Linked DNA regions of Homo sapiens: regions 1, 3, 4 and 5 are each linked to region 2. Evidence: chromatin contacts called from ENCODE Hi-C or POLR2A ChIA-PET data. All regions are on one chromosome and are shown on one strand. The core of a region is the stretch at or near the end of the contact, and the rest is flanking DNA. Distances in the headings are between cores, read along the strand shown.

What was found. A loop is a pair of places that touch in the nucleus more often than their neighbours do. ChIA-PET counts read pairs that join two places held with the same protein, here RNA polymerase II (POLR2A). Pooled maps may share reads with other maps.
Region 1: a loop to region 2 is called in a map of naive thymus-derived CD4-positive, alpha-beta T cell, with 8 times the contacts of the local background. The contact joins the promoter of SPHK2 here to the promoter of AKT1S1 in region 2. A Hi-C loop is called at or near these places in 1 of 168 maps with a recorded cell type or tissue (naive thymus-derived CD4-positive, alpha-beta T cell), 1 of 37 single-sample maps with no recorded cell type and 13 of 50 pooled maps. POLR2A ChIA-PET finds 5 or more read pairs at or near these places in 2 of 52 experiments (B cell and activated T-cell).
Region 3: a map of naive thymus-derived CD4-positive, alpha-beta T cell shows a loop between it and region 2 (14-fold over the local background). The contact joins the promoter of CTU1 here to the promoter of AKT1S1 in region 2. A Hi-C loop is called at or near these places in 2 of 168 maps with a recorded cell type or tissue (CD8-positive, alpha-beta T cell and naive thymus-derived CD4-positive, alpha-beta T cell), 1 of 37 single-sample maps with no recorded cell type and 14 of 50 pooled maps.
Region 4: a map of B cell shows a loop between it and region 2 (24-fold over the local background). The contact joins the promoter of PPP1R15A here to the promoter of AKT1S1 in region 2. A Hi-C loop is called at or near these places in 3 of 168 maps with a recorded cell type or tissue (B cell, CD8-positive, alpha-beta T cell and naive thymus-derived CD4-positive, alpha-beta T cell), 1 of 37 single-sample maps with no recorded cell type and 11 of 50 pooled maps. POLR2A ChIA-PET finds 5 or more read pairs at or near these places in 5 of 52 experiments (CD4-positive, alpha-beta memory T cell, GM10248, MCF 10A and 2 more).
Region 5: a map of CD8-positive, alpha-beta T cell shows a loop between it and region 2 (24-fold over the local background). The contact joins the promoter of CYTH2 here to the promoter of AKT1S1 in region 2. A Hi-C loop is called at or near these places in 3 of 168 maps with a recorded cell type or tissue (CD8-positive, alpha-beta T cell and naive thymus-derived CD4-positive, alpha-beta T cell) and 14 of 50 pooled maps. POLR2A ChIA-PET finds 5 or more read pairs at or near these places in 1 of 52 experiments (activated T-cell).

What each region holds. Positions count from the first base shown.
Region 1 is chr19:48,618,253-48,623,614 of GRCh38, reverse strand. SPHK2 (sphingosine kinase 2) reads right to left here and starts at 4,109. Exons shown (of 7, transcript NM_020126.5): 1 at 4,072-4,109; 2 at 3,062-3,213. The coding sequence starts at 3,100. RPL18 (ribosomal protein L18) reads left to right here and starts at 4,437. Exons shown (of 7, transcript NM_000979.4): 1 at 4,437-4,474. The coding sequence starts at 4,472. RefSeq lists enhancers at 3,766-3,855, 4,016-4,695, 4,966-5,362.
Region 2 is chr19:49,876,105-49,881,574 of GRCh38, reverse strand. AKT1S1 (AKT1 substrate 1) reads left to right here and starts at 4,220. Exons shown (of 5, transcript NM_001098633.4): 1 at 4,220-4,338. It overlaps TBC1D17 (TBC1 domain family member 17), which reads right to left and starts at 3,873. Exons shown (of 17, transcript NM_024682.3): 1 at 3,831-3,873; 2 at 3,334-3,432; 3 at 3,003-3,077; 4 at 1,173-1,296; 5 at 100-307. The coding sequence starts at 3,851. RefSeq lists a silencer at 3,387-3,676 and enhancers at 2,720-3,679, 3,897-4,236, 4,417-5,056, 4,640-5,470.
Region 3 is chr19:51,106,409-51,112,048 of GRCh38, reverse strand. It overlaps CTU1 (cytosolic thiouridylase subunit 1), which reads left to right and starts at 3,640. Exons shown (of 3, transcript NM_145232.4): 1 at 3,640-3,702. RefSeq lists an enhancer at 3,345-3,674.
Region 4 is chr19:48,868,659-48,874,070 of GRCh38, reverse strand. PPP1R15A (protein phosphatase 1 regulatory subunit 15A) reads right to left here and starts at 1,650. Exons shown (of 3, transcript NM_014330.5): 1 at 1,420-1,650; 2 at 1-846. The coding sequence starts at 837. RefSeq lists enhancers at 363-412, 257-867, 793-882, 1,543-1,652, 1,763-1,822 and 3 more and cis regulatory regions at 83-583, 743-1,243, 1,430-2,003.
Region 5 is chr19:48,466,001-48,471,352 of GRCh38, reverse strand. It overlaps CYTH2 (cytohesin 2), which reads right to left and starts at 1,984. Exons shown (of 12, transcript NM_004228.7): 1 at 1,827-1,984; 2 at 853-1,000; 3 at 684-750. The coding sequence starts at 1,845. LOC105372430 (a long non-coding RNA gene) reads left to right here and starts at 1,820. Exons shown (of 3, transcript NR_186576.1): 1 at 1,820-2,342; 2 at 4,746-4,784. It overlaps KCNJ14 (potassium inwardly rectifying channel subfamily J member 14), which reads right to left. Exons shown (of 3, transcript NM_013348.4): 3 at 4,373-5,352. RefSeq lists a silencer at 1,779-1,968 and enhancers at 1,332-2,325, 2,519-2,678, 2,383-2,883.

The sequences.
Region 1 (5,362 bases), core at 2,860-5,359, 1.3 Mb after region 2:
CAGTATCTCTAGGTCAAAGGTGAGGGAGGGAGAGAATATTGGAAGCCCAGGGGCTGGGAGGAACTGGGACAGAAAGTGAAGATGTTGACAGATGCACCGAGGCAAAGACATGGTGAAATTGAAAGAAAGGCAAGTATATATTAGGAGACTTAGAAACAGAATTGCATAGAGAGAAAGAGATATGCATTAGGAGACAAGGACAGAGCTCACTAGAAAGTGACAAATGTAGGCTGTAGGCCAGGCGTGGTGGCTTACGCCTGTAATCCCAGCACTCTGGGAGGCCGAGGCGGGTGGATCGCCAGGTCAGGAGTCCGAGACCAGCCTGACCAACATGGAGAAACCCCCGTCTCTCTCTCTTTTTTTTTTTTTTTTTTTGAGATGGAGTCTGGCTCTGTCACCCAGGCTGGAGTGCAGCGGCACGATCTAGGCTCACTGAACCGCCTGCCTGGTTCAAGCGATTCTCCTGCCTCAGCCTCCTGAGTAGCTGGGACTAGAGGCACGTGCCACCACGTCCGGCTAATTTTTTACATTTTTAGTAGAGACAGGGTTTCACCGTGTTAGCCAGGATAGTCTGGATCTCCTGACCTCGTGATCCATCCGCCTCAGCCTCCCAAAGTGCTGGGATTACAGGCGTGAGCCACCTCACTGGTCCAAAACCCCCATCTCTACTAAAAATACAAAAATTAGCCAGGTGTGGTAGCACGCACCTGTAATCCCAGCTACTCAGGAGGCTGAGGCAGGAGATCGCTTGAACCCAAGAGGCGGAGGTTACAGTGAGCCGAGATGATGCCACTGCACTCCAGCCTGGGCAACAGACCAAGACTCTGTCTCAAAAAAAAAAAAAAAAAAAAAAAAAAGAGAGACAAATGTAGGAAGAAGTTTGCTTATTGCCAAATCATGTACCTAGCATCCAACCCACAGTAGCAACAGCACCAGATAGTATGTGCCAAGGAATGACACGGAGAGAAGGGGGAACAGAAACCCAGTAAGACTGAGACTGGGGCACAGCAACTGAGCTTGGGGCCCTGGGAGAAGGAAAGGCAGAGACACTGGGCAAAGAAGCTGAGATTCAAACATAGAGCCTAAGTCACACAGACGAGAGGACAGGGAGGAGGAAAAGGAGAAAGGACCCTGCAGCTCACACACACTTGCTGTGTGACTGCTGGGAAGCCCCTGAATTCTTGGCCTCAGCTGTCCTGTCTGGGAAGTAGGGAGAAAGCTATTCACACTGAAACAGGAATTAAAAGAAATTAAAGAATGTGTAAGCAAAAACTCAGTTGTATGTAAAAAACCCAATTCCCCCTGAGGAAGAGAAAGAGATTGAGTCCTTTATTTTTTTTTATTTTTTTTTTTTTTGAGACGGAGTTTCGCTCTGTCGCCCAGGCTGGAGTGCAGTGGCGCGATCTCGACTCACTGCAAGCTCCGCCTCCCGGGTTCACGCCATTCTCCTGCCTCAGCCTCCCGTGTGTAGCTGGGACTACAGGCGCGCGCCACCATGCCCGGCTAATTTTTTTTGTATTTTTAGTAGAGACGGGGTTTCACCGTGTTAGCCAGGATGGTCTCGATCTCCTGACCTCGTGATCCGCCCATCTCGGCCTCCCAAAGTGCTGGGATTACAGGCGTGAGCCACTGCGCCCGGCCCGAGATTGAGTCCTTTAAAAATTAACTGCCTGTTTTTCTGTTTGTGGCTAGTGAGCCTTATCTAACTCCCTTTCCCAGGCATCGTGAAGACCCTGTTTCTCTAACTGTGCAGCTGCAAGGTCACTAGACAGGATAAACTCAAGTCCTAAAACATGTTTTTCCTTGAAAAGTAAGAAATAATGTAATGCATGTCTCAATTGAATAACTGTCTTTGTTTCTCGCTGCTATAATATGCTTCCCCCTGCACAGATCTCCCCCTACCCCACGAAATACTTAAAATGTAACTTGACTCTTTGTTCGGTGCTCAGTCTTTTTCGATGTTAATCTGACTGGGCCAGTGCACCTAAATAATAAATAATAAGTATCCTCCTCAACCCCTCAGTTTCTCTGATTCCTAAATTATCCCACTGGAACACCTGCCTGGAGAGAAGGTCTGAAATCACTTATGGAAGGGCTCCCAGGCTGGGCGCGGTGGCTCATGCCTGTAAGCTCAACACTTTGAGAGACTGAGGTGGGAGAATCCCTTGAGCTCAGGAGTTCAAGACCAGCCTGGGCAACAGAGGGAGACCTAGTCTCTAGAAAAAATAAAAAAATTGGCCGGGTGCAGTGGCTCATGCCTGTAATCCCAGCACTTTGGGAGGCCGAGGCCGGCGTATCACCTGAGGTCGGGAGTTTGAGACCAGCCTGACCAACATGGAGAAACCTCATCTCTATGAAAAATACAAAAGTAGCTGGGTGTGGTGGCGCATGCCTGTAATCCCAGCTACTTGGGAGGTTGAGGCAGGAGAACTGCTTGAACCCGGGAGGCGGAGGTTGCAGTGAGCCAAGATCGTGCCATTGCACTCCAGCCTGGGCAACAAGAGCGAAACTCCACCTCAAAATAAATAAATAAATAAAAATAAAAAAATTAGCCAGCCATGGTGGAGGCTACTTGGGAAGCTGAGGTGGGAAGATCACTTTAGCCCAGGAGGTTGCAGCTGCAGTAGGCTGTGATTGTGCCACTGCTTTCCAGCCTGGGCAAGAGTGAGACCCTGTTTTTTCTTTTTTTTTTTTGAGACGGAGTCTCACTCTGTCACCCAGGCTGGAGTGCAGCGCGATCTCGGCTCACTGCAACCTCTGCCTCCCGGGTTCAAATGATTCTCCTGCCTCAGTCTCCCGAGTAGCTGGGATTACAGGTGCGCATCACCATGCCTGGCTAATTTTTGTATTTTTAGTAGAGATGGGGTTTCACCATGTTGGCCAGGCTGATCTCGAACTCCTGGCCTCAGGTGATCCGCAGGCCTTGGCCTCCCAGAGTGCTGGGATTACAAGCTTGAGCTACCACGCCTGGCCTCCAATTTTTTTTTTTTTTTTTTAAAGAAAAGCTTCAGATTTTGTCTTTCCACAGTATGAGGATCTTGGCTTTTAGATGGTCCCTTACCTGGTCCTGCTGCTCCTCTGCTTCAAGGTGTCCATTCATCTGCTGGTCCTCTGCTCTGTTACATCAACGGGACCCTGGCCCTGGGTCTTAAGCCATAGTAGGCTGGTAGGAGCAAGGAGTCAGGTCTCACTGTCCTGGCCTGACCTTCAGCTCTGTGGAGGAGAGGTAAGTGAGGAGCAGCATTGACAGCCAACTGCAGGAGGCCCTTCCAGGCTCAATGTGCCTGAGAACCAAGAGGCAGGGGCCTCCCTGGCGGGTGGGGGGAAGAGTAGATAAGTCATTTTAATCACTGCCCCAGCCAGTCCATCTGGTTGCACACAATATGTATGCTATAATAGGAGTGAAGGCTAATTTTTATTGAGCACTTATTATGTGCAAAATATTGACCTCAGCAGTTTTATTAACTTTCATAATCCTGAAAAACACCCCTGTGTGCCAGGCCTGTTGTCATCCCCTTTTTGTCCATAAGGAGAGTAAGGCCCAAAGAAGTTAAGTGATTTTCCCAAGATCACAGAGAGGTTAAATGACTTGCCCAATCACCCCATTAGTAACTAGCAGAGCCAGGATTTGAATTTGGTTATAGCCTTGCAAGGCCCCATCTCACCATCTTTCTTTGCCACTACTTCTCCCTGGGTCTCCATCTCACCCCTCTTTCTAGGTCTCCTTCCTACCCTTTGGGCCTCCATTCCCCCCACCCCCAAGCCACGGAGTCTCCATTTTGCCTCCCCTATGAAACTCTGTCTCCCTCTTTCTAGGTCAGGGAAGGGCCATCTAGGGGCCGGGGGAGAAGGAGAAGCGGAACTCAAAGGATGGGAATACAGGATGCTATAGATTGAGGTGCAGCAAGATCATCTCGGGTTAGACCTTAAGTAGGACTTCCCAAGCAGCGGCTGCGCCTACGAAGTGCAGCGCGAGATCAGGGAGCGGTGAACCTGATAAGGAAACGCCCGAAGCGTGGGGTCGGAAATTTCCAGATGCCCCGACTAGCCCTGCCAGCCCCGCCTCCTCACCTCCAACACTGGGCCCGCCGGGTCCTCCGGGAGCCACTGAGAGGCCGTCGGCGTCGGGCCAGAGCGTCACCGCGCGACGCATCGTGCTAGCTACACGCATCTCGCTCCCAGATCCCTTTCTTCCGGAAAGCTATCGAGAACACGGCCTGGGTAGGGCCAGAGAGGCCCCCGACGTGCTGGCCCTTCCCTCTTGGACGTTGCGCTTGTTCCTGCGCTCTATGCTCTCTGCCGTTATCGCCCGGCTAGTCAGTCGTCCAACTCACCACAGAGAAGTCCGGATCGTGGTAGAGCGCCGCGTCGCACCCATGTGACGTCACGGCGGCGCCACTCGCTTGAGGCTTTCCCCGCCCACCCCAGCCCGTTCTCTCTTTCCGGACCTGGCCGAGCAGGAGGCGCCATCATGGTGAGCTCGCTTTGCGGCGTTCGGGGCTGGATAATCCGCTGCCATCCGCCGTGGTTTTGGGCTAGGGGCACGCTGGAGGGCGGCAGGGGGTCTGCGGCTGCCCGGAGGGAGCAATTCCCGATACTGGGGACCTACTCTGGGGGCCAGGAAAGCAGGGATGGGTCAGTCATAGCCTACCGCCCCCACTTAGTAGATGACCAAGTGGAGGTACTCGGAGGCTGATATGACTGGGTTTACAAAGCCAGGAAGTGGCAGAGCCAGGATTCCGACCCAGGTGGCTGGACCCGCAGCCACTCTTAGTTATTTGGCTTTGCTGCCTTTATCTGGACCTGTCACTTTCTAGTATGAAAAGTCGGGTTCGATGGGGGCCGCGGCGGGTGAGAGGATCGAGAGCCGAATAACTGGATTTGGGGACCAGGCAGGTCTCTGAGTCTCAGGCCCCTTCCCACCTTGTGATGGTTTTTGAGCCTTTGCCCCAGTGTCTGGCTGTTCGTTGGGTACACAGTAATCTCATCTGACAAGTTTGTGAATTTGGGAAGAAATAATTCACAGGAGATGCTCATCACGGGGTTTTGCACACAGTAAGTGCTGCATAAGTGGAGCTATTAAATAGTTCTTGTAATTGTCAACACAGTCTGAAAAACTTAAGTTGCTCAGAAAGGCAGCAGGGCGGTAGGAGCCTGGCGAGGCGGCTCACGCTTGTTATCCTAGCACTTTGGGAGGCCGAGGCGGGAGGATTCCTTGCCCAGGAGATCAAGACCAGCCTGGCCAATATTGTGAGACCCTGTCTCCACTTTAAAAACGATGTTTTAAAAAGACACTATTTGGTAAGGGTTGTTGGATTGACTGATGCTGTAGGAGAGGTGGTTCTAGTAGTATTGCTAGGTT
Region 2 (5,470 bases), core at 2,971-5,470:
TCAGTGTGAGTTGTGTTTCTTTCACAGCCCCGAGGGGTCACGCTGCAGCCATGGTGGGACTGGGCCCGGTTTAAGGCCCAGCACTGGGAGAGAGCTCACCTGGCCAACAGCAGGTAGCGGCTGAGGACGCGGAGCAGGGCGCGGGTGCCCCCGCGGTGGAAGTGCAGTGCGGGCAGGGAACCTCCAGCCTGGGTCACCAGAACCAGGTAGGCCCAGCTGAGGCCTGGCTTGGAGCGGCGGATGGACTTTAGCTCCCCCAGACTCACTGAGAAGGCCCAGGAGCCCTGGGGGCAGCTGGGCTCTGCACCTAGGGAGACGGCACTGTGTTGGGGGAAGCGCGTGGGAAGCCAGAGTCAGCCTTATCAACCACAACCCAGGATGTTCCTTCGGCACAGGCATCTCCTGAGGGCCCCGCCACAAGCCACCCCTCTGCCCCTGGCCTCACATTCCTTGGAAGCACAAATGAGTAAGATGGGAAGGGGGCCCAGTGGACATGTACCTTTCCAGAACCTTCCTAGGCACCCCTCGACCTGCAGGGTAAGGGCCCTATTCCTCAACCTGGCACTCGAGGCCCCTCGGGTCTGTCCTTCGCCCCTGCCTATCTTACCTCCAACCTTTCTTCACTCAAAATCCCACACTTGAGCTACAATGAAAGGCCAGCGGCTCCCTAAACACACGGGGGCCGCCTGCCTCTGGCTTGCACGGGCTGCTCTCTCTGCCAGAAGAGAAAACTCCCAAGAGTCCCTCAGTGCCAAGCTCCAGCATCACCTCTTCCTGGAAGGAATCTCCATTCCCCAGAGGGGTCACGTGCCTTCTCTGGATGTCCCCTGCACCCTGTGTGACCCCAGGATGGTGCAAATCACCCTAACTGGCTGCATCTGTCACCCCACCAGCCTCGAACCTCAGGGGCAGGCCTGGTGTGGGAGCACCCACAGCCAATCCGGGAGCCCAGTAGGATGAGCAAGGCTGCAGTCTCAGAGACACTGGCCATGTTGACCTGGGCTGGGACAGTCCTGTCTTCCCATTCACTTCCATGCTCCTGGGACTGGAAGGTGGTGACTGGTGGCCTTCTTGATTGTGGGCAGCAAAGCCCTTGGGACCGTGACCACTGAGGGCAAGATGTGTCCTACCTGGCCCACACGTGCTTCTCAAGGGCCGCCACCTCAGCCTACCTCTCGTGGGCTCTGAGTGGCAGAGCTGTGGCCGCACAGTGCTGATGACAGCCCAGTCAGGTTCATAGCCGGGGTCAAAGGTTGGTTCCTCCTCAGAAGCACATGAGTCACCCCCACTGGAGTCCTTAGGAGAGGAAAGGAGCAGACAGTAAGGGGCCATGGATTCAGATCTTAGCCTCGAGGCTACCCTGGAAGATAGCCCCATTGAATAAAGAGGGAAACTGAGGCACAAAGAAGGTACAGCAGGCCGGGTGCGGTGGCTCACGCCTGTAATCCCAGCACTTTGGGAGGCTGAGGCGGGCGGATCACCTGAGGTCGGGAGTTCGAGACCAGCCTGACCAATATGGAGAAACCTCGTTTCTACTAAAAAAATACAAAAAAATTAGCCAGGCATGGTGGCGCATGCCTGTAATCCCAGCTACTCGGGAGGGTGAGAAAGGAAAATCGCTTGAACCTGGGAGGCGGAGGTTGCAGTGAGCTGAGATGGCGCCATTGCACTCCAGCCTGGGCAACAAGAGCAAATTCTGTCTCATTAAAAAAAAAAAAAAAAAAAGAAAAAAGAAAGTACAGCACTTGCTCAGGGTCACCCAATGCAGCCAGAGAGCGAGCCAGGACTTGACCCCATGTCTCCCACTGCATGGGGAGGTCCATGCTACACAGCAGGTGGCTCTGCAGTCAGGCTGCGGAGTGCTCAATGGACACTGTTGTACTCACCAGGTAAATACAAACCAAAACCACAATAAGATACCACTTTGCACTCTTTTGAGACAGTGAGACTGTCAAAAAAAAAAAAAAAAAACAATAACAACAACAAAAAAAACACACTACATTTCCCAGGTTTCTTTGCAGCTGGAATCCAGGACACAGGACAAATTCTACCAACCAGATGCAGGCCAACCTGGAAAGCGGAAGTGATGTAACGCAACTTCCTGGTGCCTTGGCTGTGTTTGGCTGTGGAGCAAGGTGGAGAGTCATCTTCATCTTCATCTTCATCCTCCTGCCCTGGGGCAGCGCAGGTGGTCAGCTCAGCCTTCCAGTGTCTCGTCACTAGCTCTGTGGGTGCCGACTGACTTCCGGCCCCTGGGTGGAACTCATCAGCTCCAATGGAGGTCTCATTCCCCACTAAAGAACCCCCCTACAGAGGCATCCAACTTCTCCGTGTGCCTTGAAGGTTGTTCTGCTGTCCCTGAAATACCTTCTTGTCCTTTCATATCCTGGGAGTCCCAGCTCAAATGTCTGCTCTCCCAGGAAGCGTTGGGGATCTGGAATCAGACTGTCTGGGTGCAAAAAGTTCCAACACTTCCTAGCGTTTTCGACCTCATCTATCAGTTTCTCAAAAAGTGAGTAAGGGTCAGGGCTTAGGTGGGTCTGGATCTGACTTATCTCTGGGTCTCAGAATTGCCCAGGACGGGGTCCAGCCATGGGAAGTCCCAGGAGACATAACGAAGGGAAAGCCGGGAGCAGTGACGAAGTGGGTGAGTAGGCTGTCAGGCCCTGTCCTCTGGCACCAGAGGAAATGCCATTTCCCTTCAAGCAACTCGAATCCACATCTTGCACCCTGGCAGGGATCTCCCAAGAAGCAAAGGGAGAGAGGGGTCAGCCGTCCCCACGACCGTGCGTCTTATGCTCCCTGCTCTTTTTCCTTGAATGGGCATCCTCTGCCCATTTCACAGAGAGGAGCAAAAGGAGAGGCAGAGTACCCAAGCCTAAACAGGGTCACACATGCCCCACGAGTAGGTCTGGGATTGTACGCAGGTCCCTCAAATGACTTACAACAGCACGGACCTAGAAAAAAAGCGAGTGGAGAAGGGCAAAGCGGGTGGAGCCTACCTTCTTGGAGAAGAGGATTTGGGTGGAATCTCCAGCCTCCTCTACAGGAGCCCAGTGCAGGAGGACGTCATTGTCCTAGGGTAAGGAGGGAGGCGGGGTTAGAGGCGCTCCCCAAACCACATTCCCAAAACTTTCCGTTGCAAATTTCCAAACTTTCCCAGTTTCTACCCTCAGCCTTTCAAAGTCCCGCCCCTCATTCCAGTTCCCACACCCAGCCTTCTTCAGGTCCCACTGCTGACCGCCAGACCAAACTCCTACAGCTGCCGCCTGCATCCCAGACCGCCTGCATCCCGCTCGGAGCGGGTCCGAGCCCTGCTCCCTCCCAGCGCACCTTTTCCACGACACGGATGACACCAGCGATGAGAGAGTCTCGGTCCTGATACTTCTTAGCGCTGGTGTGCAGGTACACTCCGCCCTTCTCAAACACCACCTGAGTTGGGGGGAACCAGCGAGGGCTGGGGCCCAAGCGAGGGGACCAGCCTGGGGAGCCAATAGGGACGGGCCCAGGGAGGAGCCACCCTCAGGGGGCGGGGCCGGGAGGGCCATTGCCCCGGGACCAAGGCGGGGAGAATGGTCCAGCCCGCGTTCGGATGCTGACGTGCGTTCCACAGGGGGCAGGGCTCAAGGAGTCGCCTGAGCCGGGGGGGCGGGGCCATGGGAGGTTCTTCCCTGGGGCGGTGGACGGGAGGGTGACGGCGCGTTTATAAGAGATCGGTGTTTGCCAAGGCCGTGCCGGATTCTCGAGAGCCAAGGCCTGAGAGAAGAGCTGATCACTAGACGGGGCGTTTCGCATACACTGAAGCGAGGGAATGCGTCCTCAGTGCTTACCCTGTAGCCGGCTCCTTCCATAGTCGCCGCCGAAGGCCCCACTGCCCCGCCTCCTCCTTTTCCTAGTCAGCGTGTTGTCACTTCCGGAGAAAACAGTTCCCCTCCGGGCCGGACAGTGGTAGCGGCCCGACCCGTTCTAGAGAAGGAGCGGGTGAAACCATTTTTCAGAAGGGGGTTATTCCACTGGAACCTCGAGGGTGGATCGGAGTCACGTGGCGCAGACGCTGAAGGTGGATCCGGCTACGGAGAGTGCGCAGGCGCAGTGTTCGCCCTCTCGCCACGAAGTAAACAAGTGGGAGGGTCTGAGAGCTGCACCACCTGGGGCAAGCACGCCTTGAAACGCCCACTTCCTTCTCCATATTGTATACTGGAATTGAAGCCAAGGAGGTACCATTTTGCTCGAGGGCATGGCCTAAGCCGGTCAGCTAAGGCCATGTTAATACGGGGCTGTCCCATCTCTCTGCGGGGCGCGACAGCTGGAAGAGCCGAACGGATAAGAGAAGAGGAGGTGAGAGGAGCTGTACACCACAAGAGGCACTGAGGGACTCAGGATAACGGGATGAAGCCGTCAGTGCCCCCAGAAACGAAGCGGCCCCGGACGAATTTCTGAGTCACCGTCGCGAGAAAGCGGGCTGAGCCGCCATTTTGAAGCCTGGCAAACCGAAGCAAGAAATGCTGCCGTGTTGGATCTTTGCCAGCCTTCGTGCCGAATGGGAGCAGGTTGGAGGGAGGGAGAGCCAATATACACTATGGGCTGATTAAGCCCGGTTGGCTGCCATGTTGTTAACGAGCACCGATTTCCTCTACTTTTGTCGAAGAAGTTTATTGTGGGTCAGGGACGTCAGGTCGCTTGCCTTCGTTTACTGTGGTCATGATTGAGCATATGAGGACGGCCATTATTGTTGGGGGCAAATGGAAATGCTCTAGGCGGGGCCATTTTTCTTAGGGGCAAGCTGTCGTCACCCTTGTCAACTGGTTCGGATGAAGCCCCTGTGGCCGCCATCTTGATCTCGGGCGGCCCCGATAAGGGAGGCGGAGTGTGCGGAGAGGAGGCGGGGCAACTGCGCGGACGTGACGCAAGGCGCCGCCATGTCTTTTGAGGGCGGTGACGGCGCCGGGCCGGCCATGCTGGCTACGGGCACGTGAGTGGAGGCGGCGTTGTTAACCGCGGTGTGGGGAGGATTTGGCCGTCCTGAGGCAGCGGGGCGCTGGGAGGGCGAGCGGCTCACGGGAGGGGTATGGCCTGCACAGATCAGAGGGCAGAGGTCTGCCAGCGATCCTTTGCTGAGCGCTGGAAGGGGGTCGCCCGTGGGAATCGTCCTGTCAGACCTGAGGCAAATCGTAGACAGTCTCACCTTGCGGTTCCAGAGCGCCTGGGATCTCTACCTGGGCCGTGGACCACGTCCACGGGGTCGGGGGATGGTTTGGGGGGCCTCGGGGCGCCCCTCACCCGTCCAAAGGCGGGACTTCCGGTCCTGGCCTCCGTCTGGGCGGGATTTCCTGTTTTCTTCCTAGACCAGTGGGTCCTCCCTGGACCCCGGGCGAGGTTGGGAGGTCTCGGGGCAGCTGAGCGTGGCCCCAGGCGCTCACCCCATGGCTACCGCGTTCATGCTCAGGTTCCTCACATCTTGGGGTGTGGG
Region 3 (5,640 bases), core at 2,391-4,890, 1.2 Mb before region 2:
GCCACTGCACTCCAGCTGTGGTGACAGAGTGAGACTCCATCTCAAAAAAAATAAATAAATAAATGAATAATTTAAAAAAAAGGATGAGCTGAGCCAAGGCAGGGCCACAAGGATGAAGGGAATGGTCTGAGAAACTTTCAAGAAGCAAAACTGGCAAGTTTCACTGAACAATGGGGAGCAGTGGGTGAGAAAAAGAGTCAGCGAAGTGATTCAGGATCCTCACCTAGAGGCTGAAGCATGCCAGTGCCACCACCAGGGGCTAACTGTGCAGGTCCGAGTCTCGGGATGCAGTGGAGATATGCAGGAAAGTGGGGAGGCATCAGGGCAGAGACGGAAGTTGCGGGAGTGGCAGGAGTGGATGAGCTCACCTGGGGAGTTTGCAGAGAAATGACAGCGCTGTGGAGTACAAGGCTCCTGGCAAGTTGATTGACATGGTTTGGCCAGAAAGAGGACCAGGGAGGGTAGATTTTGTGGTCAGGGCAAAGAGACTCAGAAGTAGGTAGAGCCCAGGTTAGACCTTTATTTGTCAATAAAGAGGCCACTGGTGTTGATCGGGAGACTGTGTTAGGGGAGACAGGAAAGAAACCAGACAGCAGAGGGCTGGGAGTGAGAGGGCTTCTCATGGCTGACCTCACCTCTTTTCCCATCTATCTCTGGAGCCCCAAATATCCCACTCTTATCCTGGTCCCACAGAGGAGAATGGGGAAACTCTATACACCCCGATTCAGCATGCACTCCCACATTGTTGCAGGACAGAGGCTGCCTCTGAGGAGGAGAACTAGACAGTGGGTGGGTGGGGGGAGACGACAGGGAGACTTCACTGTAGAGTCTATGCACTGTTTCCATTTTATAGCATTTAAGTGCATAACCTGATTAGATAACATAAATTGCATTCAAACAAAAGGCACCCTGTGCTTTCTTGCCACAAGATCTTTCTTTGCTCAGGCGATTTCTTCTGTATTAAAAGGCCATTTCGACCCTCAAATTCTCAACCTCCTTTGCCACACTTCACACCTCTTCCAGGAGCAAGCACAGCTTGGAGACTAAGGAGACAGGCTTTGAGCAAGGAGCTACAAACCAGAGACCACCAGCCAAATCGGGCCTGCTGCCTGTTTTTACATGGCCCACAAGCTACAAATGATTTTACATCTTTAAATGGTGTAAAATCTTCAAAATTCTTCAAAAGAAGAATATTTCCTGACACATGCAAATTACATGAAATTCAAATGTCAGTGTCCATCAATAAAGTTTTATTGGTATACAGCCACCCTCACTTGCTTATCTTATATCAATGGCTGCTTTCAACATACAACAGCAGAGTTGCCACAAAGACCCTGTGGCCCACAAAGCCTAAAATATTGGCTACCTGGCCCTTTACAGGAAAGGTTTGCAACCCCTGCTGTAGAGTCAGGCAGTCCAGGGAAGTGACATCACTGAGCTTCAAGATCCTCACCTAAGTAGAATTACAAGGCTGGGCATGCTGACTCACACCTGTAATCCCAGCACTTTGGGATCACTTGAGGTCAGGAGTTTGAGACCAGCCTGGCCACTATGGTGAAACACCGTCTCTACTGAAAATACTAACATTAGCCAGGTGTGGTAGCGCACCTGTAATTCCAGCTACCCAGCAGGCTGAAGCAGGAGAATCACTTGAATCCAGAAGGTGGAGGTTGCAGTGAGCCGAGATCGCGCCACTGCACTCCAGCCTGGGTGACATAGTGAGACTCCATCTCAAAAAAAAAAAAAAAAAAAGAAGAAGAAGAATTACAGTTGTACCCAACTCATATGTAACATATAATCTTAATGTTATGAGAATTGAGATGAGAATAATAACCACTTGTTGAGCACATACTATGTGCCAGAAGCTGTTCTAAATTCTTTAGAGGTGTTGTTAATTCAATTTGACTTCGCATAAATCCTATGAGGCAGGCTATTATTGCCCCCCTTTCACAGATGAACAAACTGAGATGATGCATGGCACATAGCAGCCTTTGTTGAATTTTTTTTTTTTCTGACACCCTGGCTGGCAGTGATTGAAATTGAGCTTTCAAGGCTCTTAACACTTCCATGTCAAGCTTTATCACTCCATATTGACTAAGTCCCTGTCTCCCCCACCAGGAGGACAGGGTGGTGGTGTAAGGGGTGGGGGATGCTCAGAGGACAGTAACCAAGTCTGATTCATTTGTGTCACCTAAACCTAGCCCAGGGGCAGCCTGGCACAAGGAGACCTCAGGAAATAAATTCAACAAATGAACCAACGCACACAGATGAACAGAACTGGCCCATGATAAGGCTTAAGAGTGACCTCACGGAGCTCATTTAATATGAAAGGAAGGCATCATGGTTTCCTGTTATGGGGGAAAAAAATGGGCTACAGGGTGCATGGGGTTCCTTCTCACGTCATCACCGGCCGTAGACCTACACATCCTGGGGCTCTCTGCACATCTCCACATCTCAGTCTAAGGCTCTGGTGGTCCCTTAATCTAGAGGATTTTTTTTTTTTTTTTGAGACAGAGTCTCACTCTGTGGCCAGGCTGGAGTGCAGTGGCGCGATCTCGGCTCACTGCAACCTCTGCCTTCTGGGTTCAAGCCATTCTCCTGCCTCAGCCTCCCGAGTAGCTGGGACTACAGGCGCGCACCACTACGCCCAGCTAATTTTTGTATTTTTAGTAGAGATGAGGTTTCACCATGTTGGCCAGGATGGTCTCCATCTTTTGACCTCGTGATCCACCCGCCTCGGCCTCCCAAAGTGCTGGGATTACAGGTGTAAGCCACCGCGCCGTCTAGAGGAATTTTGAGCCTCAGTTTTTTCGAGGACCTAGGTTTGGGGACCTGGATCTCAAGGGTCTCAGATATCTGAGTCCTTAAACTCCTTGTGCCCCGGTATTTGAGTCACCGGGGTCTTCAAGACCCTTGGGCCTTGTGGGGAGGGTGGAGGCCTCCAGATCCCTGTGTCTAGGGTGCAGACGGTTGTCTCCAGGTCTACTGGTTCTCTCAGGTGCTTTGGTGCCAGGGGTCTGCGTTTTTAACCCCCTTAGTCTCAAGGGTCTGAGTCTCTGAGCCTCTGGGCTCCTGGGTTAGGTGAGAAGGGTCTTTGGATCCTTCTGTTTAGAGTCTGGGTCTCCAGCACGCGCATCACGACAGCCCCCGCGTGCGCGCGGAGTTCCACTCCAATCCTCGAAGTCTGCTCTACGCATGCGCTATCTGCGCCTTTTACACTAGCGACCAACCCCTGCAGTTCCACCTTCAATTCCCACCCGCAACCCCGCCTCAAAGGGCAGAAATCATAGGCCCTGTAATCCCCTTAAAATCCTATAATAATCCCACAAAATCAGTTAATCAGAATACAACTACTTCGCCCATCCAGCAACCTGCCGGGTGACAGCGCGCTGCCATGACAACAGTACACGCAGCTCCGCCGCTCCCTGCGGCCGCGCGCAGGCGCAGAAAGTAAACGCGGGGGGAGGGGGAGCAGTGTATTTTGGGAGCGGCAGAAAGAGCAATGCAAGTGTTTCTGGGAGTTGTAGGCCAAGCGGGACCCCGGAGCCGTAGGCGCATCCAGCGGAAGTGTCGCATGGGCTTCTGGGAGTTCTAGGCAAGAAAGCCCCAAGACCTTATGGGAGTGGTAGTCTCGGAGTCACTTCCGGGCCAGGCTTCCGCGTGGTGGGCAGTGTGGGCATCCCAGCACTGAGTTCTGCCCGGGTGAGTATTTCCTCCTGCGGTGGGTCGGCATGTGGACTCCGGCTCTTTGTTGCGGTGCCGTGGGAGGGTTGAGGGTCTCTTCGAGCGTAAGGCCTCTGTGATTTCCCAGCGCCCGTGTCCCTGAGGCCTTGTAGCCAGGATTCCCACTTTGAACGCTGCGGTCCGGCCTGTCTCTTACCGGGCCACTCCCTTCCCCAAGACAGGATAAGACCATCTGCTTGCCCCCGCCCCTATGTTACTATCTGCCTGTCCCCGCCCCCATGCCACACATTATCTGTCCTTTTGACAAGGCTGCAATCCAGAGGCATCCCTGGGGTCCGCGGCCTCTCTTCTGGGAGCACTTATTATTCCCTCATCCTACAGATACTTACTGAGCACCGACTCTGCGCAGGGCGGCGGGAGCGAGGGCACCAGACCAACCCTGTCCCTGCCTTGAAGCAGAGAGACAGACCTGTCACCAGTGACAGCTAGTCAGGATCAGGGCAGCTCTGAGGGCCCTGGTGGAGGCGCTCGACTCAGTGACGAGGGTCCATAAAGTCTTTGAGGGAAGACGCTTAACATGCATGTCAAACCTGACGTGGCCAAATGGAATTCCTGGTCTTCTCACCTCACAAAATGGCCCCACCGTCCCTCCAATGCTCAGGCCAGAACCTCAAAGTTACCCTTCATCACTTTCTCTCGTCGTTGCCCCAGTCCCCACTCCAATCAGTCTTATACAAGTCCTGTGGGCTCCACCTTCAAAATAGATCCAAAATTTCACTTCTTCCCACCTCTACTGCCAGCACTCCTGTCTAGTGTGCTGACCTCCAGCCTTCTGTCCTTGTCCCTGACAACCAACAGTCCTCCCCACACAGCAGCCAAACGAATCCCACTTTTTTTATTTGAGACAAGGTCTCACTCTATCACCCACGCTGGAGTGCACTGGTGCGATCATGGCTCACTGCAGCCTTGACCTCCTGGGCTCAAGTGATCCTCCTGCCTTGGCTTCCTGAGTAGCTGGTACTACAGGCCTGTGCCACCAGGTGCAGCTAATTTATTTATTTATTTTTTTAGAGATGGGGTCTCGCTATGTTGACCAGTCTAGGAATCCTTTTAAAACATGCCAGATCATACCACTTTACTGTTCAAAAACCTCCCAAGGCTCCCATCTCCTCCTGAATAAACCTAAAATTCCACATCATGGCCTATGAGGCTCTGCTAACTTGTGCAGCCTTGTCCCCTGCGAGCGTCTCCCTTCCTCAGGACGTGGACCCCCCAGGACTGGGTGACTGTAGATTTAGGGGGTGAGGAGAGATGAGTCCAGGGTGACGTTACGTCCTGTCCTGCAGATGGGCTGGATGAAAGGTGGTGGCTGCTCTCAGAAGAGAGGGAACAGATGGGCAAGAACAGGTTTCTGCCTTTCGAGGAAGAAATAGGTTGTCTGGGCGCTTAGGGTCTGAACATCTTTAAGGTGCCCCAGCCATGTGGAGGACCAGCCAGGAGGGACATCTGAATATCATGATTCAGAGGCGCTCATAAGAATGGAAAGAAGCTGGGCACAGTGGCTTACGCCTGTAATCCCAGCACTTTGGGAGGCCGAGGCGGGCGGATCACTTGAGGTCAGGAGTTCAAGACCAGCCTGGCCAACATGGTGAAACCGCATCTCTACTAAAAATACAAAAAAAAAAAAAAAAATTAGCCAGGCATGGTGGTACACGCCTGTAGTCCCAGTTACTCGGGTGGCTAAGGCAGGAGAAACGCTTGACCCTGGGAGGCAGAGGTTACAGTGAGCCGAGATTGTGCCACTGCATTCCACCTGGGTAACAGAGCCAGACTCCATCTCAAAAAATTAAATTAAATTAAATTAAAAATCTTTAAAAAATGGAAAGAGATGGGTGCTAGGCAGGACCTGAGGACATGAAGAGGCGTCCCCAAAAGAGAATTGAGCAGGAAATCCAG
Region 4 (5,412 bases), core at 401-2,900, 1.0 Mb after region 2:
AGTTTCTTTGTGTGCCTTTTCCTCCTTCTCCTCGGACGCCTCTCCTGAACGATACTCCCAGGACCTGGGGTCGGAGCCTGAAGATCGGGGGGACACGGAGGTCTTCCTGGCTCCTTTACTTCTTTCTGTTCTTTTATCCTCCGTGGCTTGATTCTCTTCCTCCCCTGGGCAAGACACCCAAGTGCTGGGCTTGGATCCTGGAGACAAGGCAGAAGTAGAGGTTCTGTGAGCTTCTTTCTTTACAGCTTCTTCATCGTCCTCCTCCTCCACGGCTGGACAACACTCCCGGTGTGATGGTGGATAAGAGAACTTGTTAACTCCCTCCTCTTCAGCAACTCCCTCTTCCTCGGCTTTCTCCTCCCCTGGGTTCTTATCAGAACCTTGCAGTGTCCTTATCAGAAGGCTGGGAGACAGGGGAGCACGCTGGCCATCTGCAAATTGACTTCCCTGCCCTCTAGGGACACTGGTTGCCTCTCGCTCACCATACATGCCATCATCATCATCCAAAAGTCCCCAGGCTTCAGGAAGGGAACTGCTGGTTTTCAGCCCCAGTGTTTCTCTGTCCTCTCCAGGGCCTCCACTGTCTTCAGCCTCCTCTTCAGGGCGTCTGCCCCAAGGGGTATGGGGGATTGCCAGAGGAGTCCTAGCTTCTCCCTCCAGGCCAGCTTCTACCAGAGCTGCTCCTTTTACTGCTTCCACCAGCCAGGGCTCTAGAGGTCCCAGGCCCCTCAGGCGGCTCCAGGCGCGGCTGAGGAGGCCCATCACTGGGGACAGGAGGAAGAAAGGGTGGGCATCCCTCCACGGGGTAGCCTGATGGGGTGCTTGGCCTGGGGCCATGTGTCTGGGCTGGAAAAGGGGGAGAAAAAAATAAAGTTTAGGGGCCATTTAGAGGATGGCATCCGGGCGTGACTATGAGTCATAGCAACGGAAATAGTAACACAACTATTGTAAATAGCAACGCGAGAGTCCCAAATTCCTTTCTGATCTCGGCCACGCCCATCTCTGTCCCTTGGCTCTGTTCTTATCTCTCAATAGCCAGGAGTCTGAGCCCCTAGTTCTGCCTTAGATCCAAGGGTCCAAGCCCCCAGCCCTCTCTTTCTTCAGACGCAGAACTCCCAGTCCCAAGAACCAAGAACAAAAGTCTTTACTTGCTTCCCTTGGCGACAAAGTCATAGTCCCTAGCTCTCTCATTCTGCTGAAGATTGACAAATCAAACCCTCACACCCTCCTCCCTCGCAGACTGAAACATTCTGACCCGACCCCCTACTTGGCAGATGATTCCTTCACGGGGGACCCAAGAATCTGGCTTCCAGATCCCTCCTCCCTCAGGCTCAGGACTCCAGGCTCCCAACCCCTTCTCCTTTCTAAATCCGGGCCCCCAGCCCCGTGGGGACCCAGGCGTTCCGACCCCTTACTCACCGGCTGGGAGCTGCGCGTCACCCCGGGGGCAGGAGCGCCGGTTCGGTCTGCCAGAAGCGATCACAGGTCCGGACGGTTAGGGAGGCCAGCGCGTTCATCTCACCCTCAGGCGTCGGGCTCCGAGTAACTCAGAGTATCTCCGGCTGCCTCAAGTGCCGTGGCGACAAGCGGGCGCGGGGTCGTGCAGCGTCTTGCATAAGATCAACAACTGGGATGGGAACCGATAAGAGCAACGAACACAATGGCCACTAGGCTTTTATAGCCTACCGCGCCCGGCGTGCTGACGTCACGAAGAGAGGCGGGGTTTCGAGACCGCAACCCGAAGGGTGGGAAGTGGAAGTAAGACAGGACTTCTCGCGGAGATTCCAGCTTTTGCAACGTCACGGCGGAGTTTCCGAGCGTGACCACGCCCCTCCAACAAACGAACTGTCAATCAAATGCGTGGCCCTGCTTCAACAGCGAGCCAGTTCTCTCTCAGCTCAGGGTCAATGCCTTCCCACCCCAATTTATTTATTTATTTAGTTAGTTATTTTGAGGCGGAGTTTTGCTCTTGTTGCTCAGGCTGGAATGCAAAGGGGCGATCTCGGCTCACCGCAACCTCCGCCTTCGGGGTTCAAGCGATTCTCCTGCCTCAGCATCCCGAGTATCTGGGATTGCAGGCATGTGCCGCCACGCCCGGCTAATTTTGTATTTGTTTAGTAGAGACGTAGTTTCTCCATGTTGGTCAGGCTGGTCTGGAACTCCCGACGTCAGGGGATCCTCCCGCCTTGGCCTCCCAAAGTGCTGGGATTGCAGGCATGTGCCGCCACGCCCGGCTAATTTTGTATTTGTTTAGTAGAGACGTAGTTTCTCCATGTTGGTCAGGCTGGTCTGGAACTCCCGACGTCAGGGGATCCTCCCGCCTTGGCCTCCCAAAGTGCTGGGATTACAGGCGTGAGTCACCGCGCCCGGCCTATTTATTTATTTATTTATTCATTATTTATTTTTCTGAGACGGGATTTCACCATGTTTGCTAGGCTGGTCTCGAACTCCTGACCTCAGGTGTTCTGCCTGCCTTGGCCTCCCAAAGTGCTGGGATTGCAGGCGTGAGCCACCACTCCAGGCCTATTTATTTATTTGTTATTTTTTATTTTTTTATTTTTTTTTGAGATGGAGTCTCGCTCTGTCACCGAGGCTGGAGTGCAATGGCGTGATCTCGGCTCACTGCAACCTCCATCTTCCGGGTTCAAGCGATTCTCCCTCTTCAGCCTCCGAGTAGCTGGGATTACAGGCACGCACTACCACACTCAGCTAATTTTTTGTATTTTTAGTAGAGACAGTGTTTCGCCATGTTGCCCAGGCTGTTCTCGAACTCCTGAGCTCAGGCAGTCTGCCTGCCTCGGCTTCCCAAAGTGTTAGGATTATAGGCGTGAGCTACTGCACCCAGCCTATTTATTTTTTGAGTAGGCGTCTCACTCTGTCGCCCAGGCTGGAGTTCAGTGGCGCCATCTCGGTTCACTGCAACCTCCACCTCCTGGGTTCCAGCGATTCTCCTGCCTGAGCCTCTGGAGTAGCTGGGATTACAGGCATGTGCCACAATGCCTGGGTAATTTTTGTATTTTTAGTAGAGACAGTGTTTCGCCATGTTGACCAGGCAGGTCTTTTTTTTTTTTTTTTTTTTTGAGACGGAGTCTTGCTCTGTCGCCCAGGCTGGAGTGCAGTGGCACGATCTTGGCTCACTGCAAGCTCCTCCTCCCTGGTTCTCGCCATTCTCCTGCCTCAGCCTCCCTAGTAGCTGGGACTACAGGTGCCCACCACCACGCCCGGCTAATTTTTTTTGTATTCTTAGTAGAGACGGGGTTTTTCACCGTGTTAACCAGGATGGTCTCGATCTCCTGACCTTGTGATCCACCCGCCTCGGCCTCCCAAAGTGCTGGGATTACAGGTGTGAGCCACCGCACCCGGCCGACCAGGCTGGTCTTGAACTCCTGACCTCAGGTGATCTGCCCGCCTTGGCTTCCCAAAGTGCTGGAATTACAGTTGTGATCCACTGTGCCTGGCCTCCTACCCCAATTTAGCCCACAGGCCCCAGCCTAGAGTCTCCCATTTTCTTTTTTTTTTCTTTTCTTTCTTTTTTCTTTTTCTTTCTTTTTTTTTTTTTTTTTTTGAGACGGTGTCTCACTCTGTCACCCAGGCTGGAGTGCAATGGCATGATCTTGGCTCACTGCAACCTCCGCCTCCCGGGTTCAAGCAATTCTCCTGCCTCAGCCTCCTGAGTAGTTGGGAGTACAGGAGCTTGCCACCACGCCTGGCTAGAGTCTCCTATTTTCACATGTGGTTGGTTTCCTCCCCGAGTGCGAGGGTGTCATTGTTCCCATTTCACAGATGGGGAAACAGGCTTGGAAATGAAGCCACTTGACCAAGATAGTCACAGCAGGGTCCAGATTCCTTGCAAATGAGAATGAGGATGTAAGCACTATGAGATCAGGCACTTTGCTGGGCTCAATGCTTTTCAAAAAAAAGTAATTAGGCTGAGCGCGGTGGCTCACGCCTGTAATCCTAGCACTTTGGGACGCTGAGGCAGGTGGATCATGAGGTCAGGAGATCAAGACCATCCTGGCTAACACGGTGAAACCCCGCCTCCACTAAAAATACAAAATAAATTAGCCGGGCGTGGTGGTGGGCACCTGTAGTCCCAGCTACTCGGGAGGCTGAGGCAGGAGAATGGCGTGAACCTGGGAGGCAGAGCTTGCAGTGAGCTGAGATCGTGCCACTGTACTCCAGCCTGGGCGACAGAGCGAGACTCCGTCTCAAAAAAATAATAATAATAATTAATTTAGGCCGGGTGCAGTGGCATGTGCCTGTAGTTCCAGCTACTCAGGAGGCTGAGTCAGGAGAATCGCTTGAACCCGGGAGGCGGAGGTTGCAGTGAGCCGAGATCACGCCACTGCACTCCAGCCTGGCGACAGAGCAAAACACCGCCTCAAAAAAAAAAAAAAAAGAAATTCATTTTCTAAATAGAGACAAGGTCTCGCTATGATGCCCAGGCTGGTGTTGAACTCCTGGTCTCAAGCGATCCTCCTGCCTTGGCCTCCCAAAGTGCTGGGATTACAGGCGTGAGCCATTGCACCCAGCCAGGGCTCACTGCTTTCTTCTCAGTGGCTGCAACAGACAGTGCCTGCACACAGTAGGTGCTCAACAGGTGCATGGTGAATGGCAGTTAAACCGAAAGCTCAGATTCCTTCCCGGTCACAGGCACAAGGCTCCACTCCTGGGTGTCATCTGCTTCAGACTTAGGCAGTAGCTCTGCCCCCACAAGCCGCGATTCTGCCTGGGTGGCACTCTTTGTGCGGGTGGGGGCGCTTCTGCTACAAGTTCCAGGCCCTGGGTGACAGTTCCAGCCCCCCGCTCTCCTCCCCTGCCTACGGATGCATAATCTTGTTCCTCAAAATATACCAAGGAATCATGTCTCTCTCCTGAGGGAGTTGTCCTCAGTCTAGAAGAGAATTCTCACCTGGATCTGAGGTGGAGGTTTGGAACTCTCCATTTCACCCTGCCCTACTGGGACCATCCCCTTTTCTCCCTAGGGGACCTGGACAAACCGTCCCTGGCCCCTTCCAAGCACAGCCATGTTTCCAGACCCCCAGCTCTTTCACGACTCAGGAGTCCTGATCCTAGCTCAGACCTTCTCGGGCACCCAGGAGTCTGGATCCCTAACCCATTCCCTCCAGGGCTTTGGAAATTTGAGTCCCCACCCCTTGCAGGACACAAGCCTCCTCCGTTTAGGACACCAGTGGCTCAGGCCCCCAACCACAGCAGCAAACCCACGGGGGCCCTGGAGTGCAGGCCTCAAGTCCAACTCTCCAAACACTGAGAAGTCCCAACCTTGGTCCTTAGGGGACCTGGGAATTGGGGGGCCCAAGCCCCTCCCTTCAGCTATGGGGGCAGCTGAGCCAGAGGTCAGGCTGTAGTGGGGAGGCCAGAAGGGGCGGGGACAGCCGGGATTGGGAGGGG
Region 5 (5,352 bases), core at 735-3,234, 1.4 Mb after region 2:
TGGTGAAACCCCATCTGTACTAAAAATACAAAAATTAGCTGGGCATGGTGGTGGGAGCCTGTAAGCCCAGCTACTTGGGAGGCTGAGGCAGGAGAATCGCAGGAGGCGGAGGTTAGTGAGCCGAGATCACATCGCTGCACTCCAGCCTGGGTGATAGAGCAAGACTCTGTCTCACACACACACACAAAGAGTAGGTGAACAAAAGCCTTTCCTCCACCTGGTGAACACCTACTCATCCTTCAAACCCGACCTGAATGTCTCCTCCTCAAGGAAGCCCTCCCTGACTCCACCAGCCTGCCTCCTCCAGAGGTCCACTACCCTGATACCTTCCTCCGTCACGGCACCTTTGTGGGAGAGAGGTCAACTCTCCTTTGTGCATGTCACTTTGTCCACAGCCCCTACAAGACTCGAGCTCATCTTGGGACCAGAAATGCGCCCATACAAGTAGAAAGTGGAAGACGACCTTCCAGGCAGGGGACAAAACAGTCAGGAGGGCTGGAACACTTGGTCAGTGTTCAGTGTTCAGAAAACAAATGGACAGCCAGTATCTGAATCCAGGGATTAGGACCAAGTCTGTCCACCTAGAATAGACCCGGCACCATCACGCTTCTGGAACCCGGAGGTGCCAGAAGCCCCTGCCTGGATGTTTGCCCAGCTGATCCCAGTCCTGTGGCCCCAAGCACCTTCTTGGGGTCCATGTTGAACTTCTTCCTGCCCATTGCCATCTTCCGGTTCCGTTGCAAGGTCTTACTGCAGGAGCAGAGAGCAGGGTTGGGGGTGGAGGGTCAATGCCTGGGCATCCCTGGCCTCAGCCAACCCCACGCCCCCTAGGTCATCCGCCCCAGCCCTCACCTGCCCTCATTGGCCTCCAGCCCCTCCACCTCGCTCATGGCTTCACTGAGCTCCTCCCGCAGGCGCTGAATCTCCACCAGCAGCTCCTGCTTCCGCCGCCGGATGTTCTCCAGCTCCATCCGCTCCTCCGGAGTCAGGTCTGGGGGTTCTAGGGATCGGGGTCAAGGTTTAAAAGTCAGTGCTAGGGGCCGTGAGCCTGAATTCCTGCAATCTGGGGGCGGACAGAGCTGGGAGAGGATGTGTAAGGGGCTTCCTATGTCTGCACAGAAGAATGGGCTGGGGGCCTGGATTCCTCCCTGCAGAGGAGAAAGAGCTGGGGCTCTAAACTCTTGAGTCCTGGGGGACAAGGGGAATTGGGGCCCGGATTCCTGAGTCTGAGGGAGAAGGGGAATGGGTGCCTGAGCTCTTAGATCTGAGGGAAGAAAGGGCTGGGGGCCTCGGCTTCTAGGTCCATTACTTGGAAGGGGACTGAGGCCTTGGTTTTCTGACTCCATTACTGGCGAGGTAGCTGGGGACCTGGTTATCCGGACTACTGGGTCCATGAAAAGTCACTACAGCCGGGGGAACTGATGACAGCTCAGGAGAGTTGGGAAGGTGGGGCGGGACATCGAAGGCCCCCGCCCCCCAAGATTTCTCCCCTCCCCGCAACCCAAGCGCCCCTCCCCGGCCCCGGCAGGCGCTGGGCTCGCCCGCCCCTCCAGCGGGAATGGTTCCGCCCCGGCCTCGCCTCCACCACTCCATCCCGCCCCTCCCGCCGCCACCGGAAACAGGCTCAGCCCAAACAATGGCCTGGAACGCCCGGCTTTCGGGCCCCGCCGGAAGCCCGTCCAGCGCCCAACAAAAGCGGCGCGACAAGTCTACGACTGAGCCGAACGCTTCTGGGCGCCGCGCGCCAGGGGGAAACGTTCGCGGCGGAACGTTCAGGAGAAAACGCTCCAGCAACTCCCAGCCGACCCCGCCCCTCCCCGACCTACCATAGACGCCGTCCTCCATGGCGGCTAGGAAGGCCCGCGGGGAATCCGGGGCGGTCCCGCCAGTCGGGCCTGGATCCGCGTTGGCCCGCGGGCTCGGGTGAGCCCGCTCAAACGCCCCGGGAGCCACCGCCGCCTCCTCAGCGCCAGTCCTCAGCGCTGAAAAGACTCTTCCCTTCGTCGCCCAACCGCCCCTTCAGTAGGGACCGCCCCTCTTTTTGACACTGTCCAATCCACAGTGGGCGCTTTCGTCCTCCCCGCCCTCGCCACCAAAGGATCGTTCTCCAGGGCCAACAGTCGTACAAAAAGCCGGTGTAGGTATGTCCGGCCAGAGGTAGACGGCCCGCGGGGCCAATCGGAGTGCAGGCAGGGCAGCAGGCCCCGCCTCCGAAACAACAGAAAGCACTTGACAGGCTTGCTCTCCAATGAGAAGCCCCGGAAAAGTGTCGCGCGGAGGCGGAGCCACGCGGTACAGCCACCTCTGCGCCTGCTCAAAGGCCCTGGACACTTGGAGTCTAGGTAAACCGAGCCCCGCCTCCGATAATACGTTGCTAGGGGGCGGTACTTTGTTAGTCTTGTTGCTAGGAGGCGGGGCTAGAACTGGCTTGTTTCCGTAAGCCACACCTCCTAGCAGGCCATGCTGGCTTCTGACCGCAAAGGTTGCCATGCAACCGGGAGCGGCTTTAGGCCTCCTTTTCTTTTGCATTTCTTCTCCGCGTATTTCCCCTCCTCTCAGCCCCTTCTTACCGCCGAACTCCTTCTTTATCACCATCTATGCCCTCCCCATCCCCCTCAGCCTCTTCGGAGTCGTGGAGTGGTGAAACAAAAGACTTCTTCGTTTTTTCTTTTTTTTTTTTTTTTGAGACAGAGTCTTGCTCTGTCGCCCAAGCTGGAGTGCAGTTGCGCGATCTCGGTTCACTGCAACCTCCGCCTCCCGGGTTCAAGCAATTCTCCTGCCTCAGCCTCCCGAGTAGCTGGGATTACAGGGTTGCACCATGATGGTGCATGCCTGGCTATTTTTTGTATTTTTAATAGAGACGGGCGTTTCACCATGTTGGCCAAGCTGGTCTCGAACTCCTGACCTCATGATCCGCCCACCTTGGCCCTCCAAAGTGCTGGGGTTACAGGCGTGAGCCACCGCGCCTGGCCAAGATTTACTTTTTTCTAAATGCTATGCTATTTGGTATCGGTCATGGGGAATGGAACAGGGGAAGGTGAAATTTAGTGAAAGCACAGGCTCGGCCTTCCTGGCACCTTCTGCCGCTCAGACTCCTCCCTCATTTCTCCAAACTCCTTCCTTTAGCTTAGCATCCTCCTAAGACTCCTCCCTTCCCCAAGCATCCTCCTGCTAAGACAACTCCCCTTTCCTCAGCATCCTCCCACCTCTCTGATTCCTTCTCCCATCTCAGAGGCCTTTTTTCCTCTCTGGCTCCCCTCACGTCACGGTCCCCCTTGTCCTCTCATACTCTTGCCCTTTTTTTTTTTTTTTTTTTTTTTGAGACAGAGTTTTGCTCTTTTGCCCAGTCTGGAATGAACTGGCATGATCTCAGCTCACTGCAACCTCCACCCACAAGGTTGACGCGATACTCCTACCTCAGCCTCCCAAGGAGCTGGGATTATAGGCGCCCACCACCATGCCCGGCTAATTTTTGTATTTTTAGTAGAGACGGGGTTTCGCCATGTTGGCCAGGCTGGTCTCAAACTCCTGACCTCAGGTGATCCACCCGCCTCAGCCTCCCAAAGTGCTAGGCGTGAGCCACCGTGCCCATAGGCGTGAGCCACCGTGCCCAGCCACCCTTGCCCTTCTTAAACTCCTCCCTCCTCTGAGGCCCCTTCCCCTTCCCCTTCCCCAGCCTCTATGTCCCATTATTTGTAACGGAATGTGGTCAAGGGACTGGCTGGAATAGGGAACCCAGGCACCCCTGTAAAGAGGGAAGCCGTAATGGGGGCTGAAGTGGTGTCTGGGCCTCGTCCTCATTTGCTGTCCCTGGGCTGGGCAGGTGGAGACGGATTCAGGGCCAGGACCTAGTTAAGCTGTCGGATTAGACATGGAGGCTCCTAATCCCCTCACTGACCTTTATGAGTGGCCCAGGCCCTGCCCTCCCCAGTGGAAACCCAGGCTGGGCTGCCCTGCTCCCATACTCCTTTCAAACGAAACCCCCTCCCTGCCCCTTCACTTCCAACTTAACATCCTTCCCCAACCCTGCGTTTCCATTGCCCCCATCCCTACCTACCCCAGACACCCTGAGCTGAGAGAGCAGCCAGCTAATTAATCCCATCCGGTTATTACATGGGGATTCTGAGGGATAAAGGGAGATGGAGAAGCTGGAGGGGGCATTTGGGTTGATGCAGCACTTGTGAAGGCTGAATGGCAATGACAGTGGCTGCCCTCGGTCCAGAACACGGGGTGGGAACACGTCCTCCTCACTGTCACTGGCTCCCTCTGCAGTTGGCTCCCAGCCTGCGGGGCACTTAGGTAGATGGTAGCATGGGCAGGGGGCCAGGTCGGAGGACCCATGCTCGAGAAACACATTCGCAGACACATCCGCTAGGGCTCCCAGTTCTTTAATCTGGGGGACAGGTCTCCCCCTAAAACACTCACTCTCCCACAATGGGAAGAACCCTGGTGTCCAGAGCTACCTCCTCCTCCCCAGGTCCCCAAGCTAGGCCAGGGAAGTGACTCTGGCTGTTAGCCACAGCCCACGCCTACCCTTGCCCTGTGATTCAGACACCCGAGTTCAGAGCCAGCCTCCAAGAGTATCTTACATCCCAGCGTCTCCTGGAAGGCCGTATGATCCAGCACTGGGGAGAGGAGGGAAATCCCCAGGACTCGAATGCCCATCCCACCCTTGGTGTAGTGAGGACTCATCCTGCTGGAAAGGCCCCTGAAGAACTTCAAGTTCCAATATCCCGTTTTTACAGATGGGGAAACTGACATGAAGAGGAGTCCAAAGTGACACAGTAAGTTGGGGCAGCATTGGGATTTAGAGCAAAGCTTCTGGGGTCCTTGAAAAGGACCTCATTCCAATTAGCTAGCACTCCATCTCTAAGCCTGTTGTAGGGACCAAGGGAAAAAATAGATAGATATCTGTATTTATATTACATATATATAATATACATATGTATAATATCTTTAAGAAACAGACACACGGCTGGGCATGGTGGCTCACACCCGTAATCCCAGCACTTTGGGAGACCGAGGCAGGTGGATCATCTGAGGTCGGGAGTTCAAGACCAACCTCGCCAACATGGCGAAACCCCGTCTCTACTAAAAATACAAAAATTAGCCAGGCATAGTGGCTCATGCCTGTAATCCCAGCGACTCAGGAGACTGAGGCAGGAGAAACACTTGAAGCCGGGAGGCGGAGGTTGCAGTGAGCTGAGATCACGCCATTGCACTCCAGCCTGGGCGGCAGAGCGAGACTCAGTCTCAAAAAAAAAAAAAAAAGAAAAAGAAAAAGAAATAGACACACATCACTAGGTGTAGGGTTCCAGAGCATTCTAGACTCACCAGCCCTGGGCCTCCCCC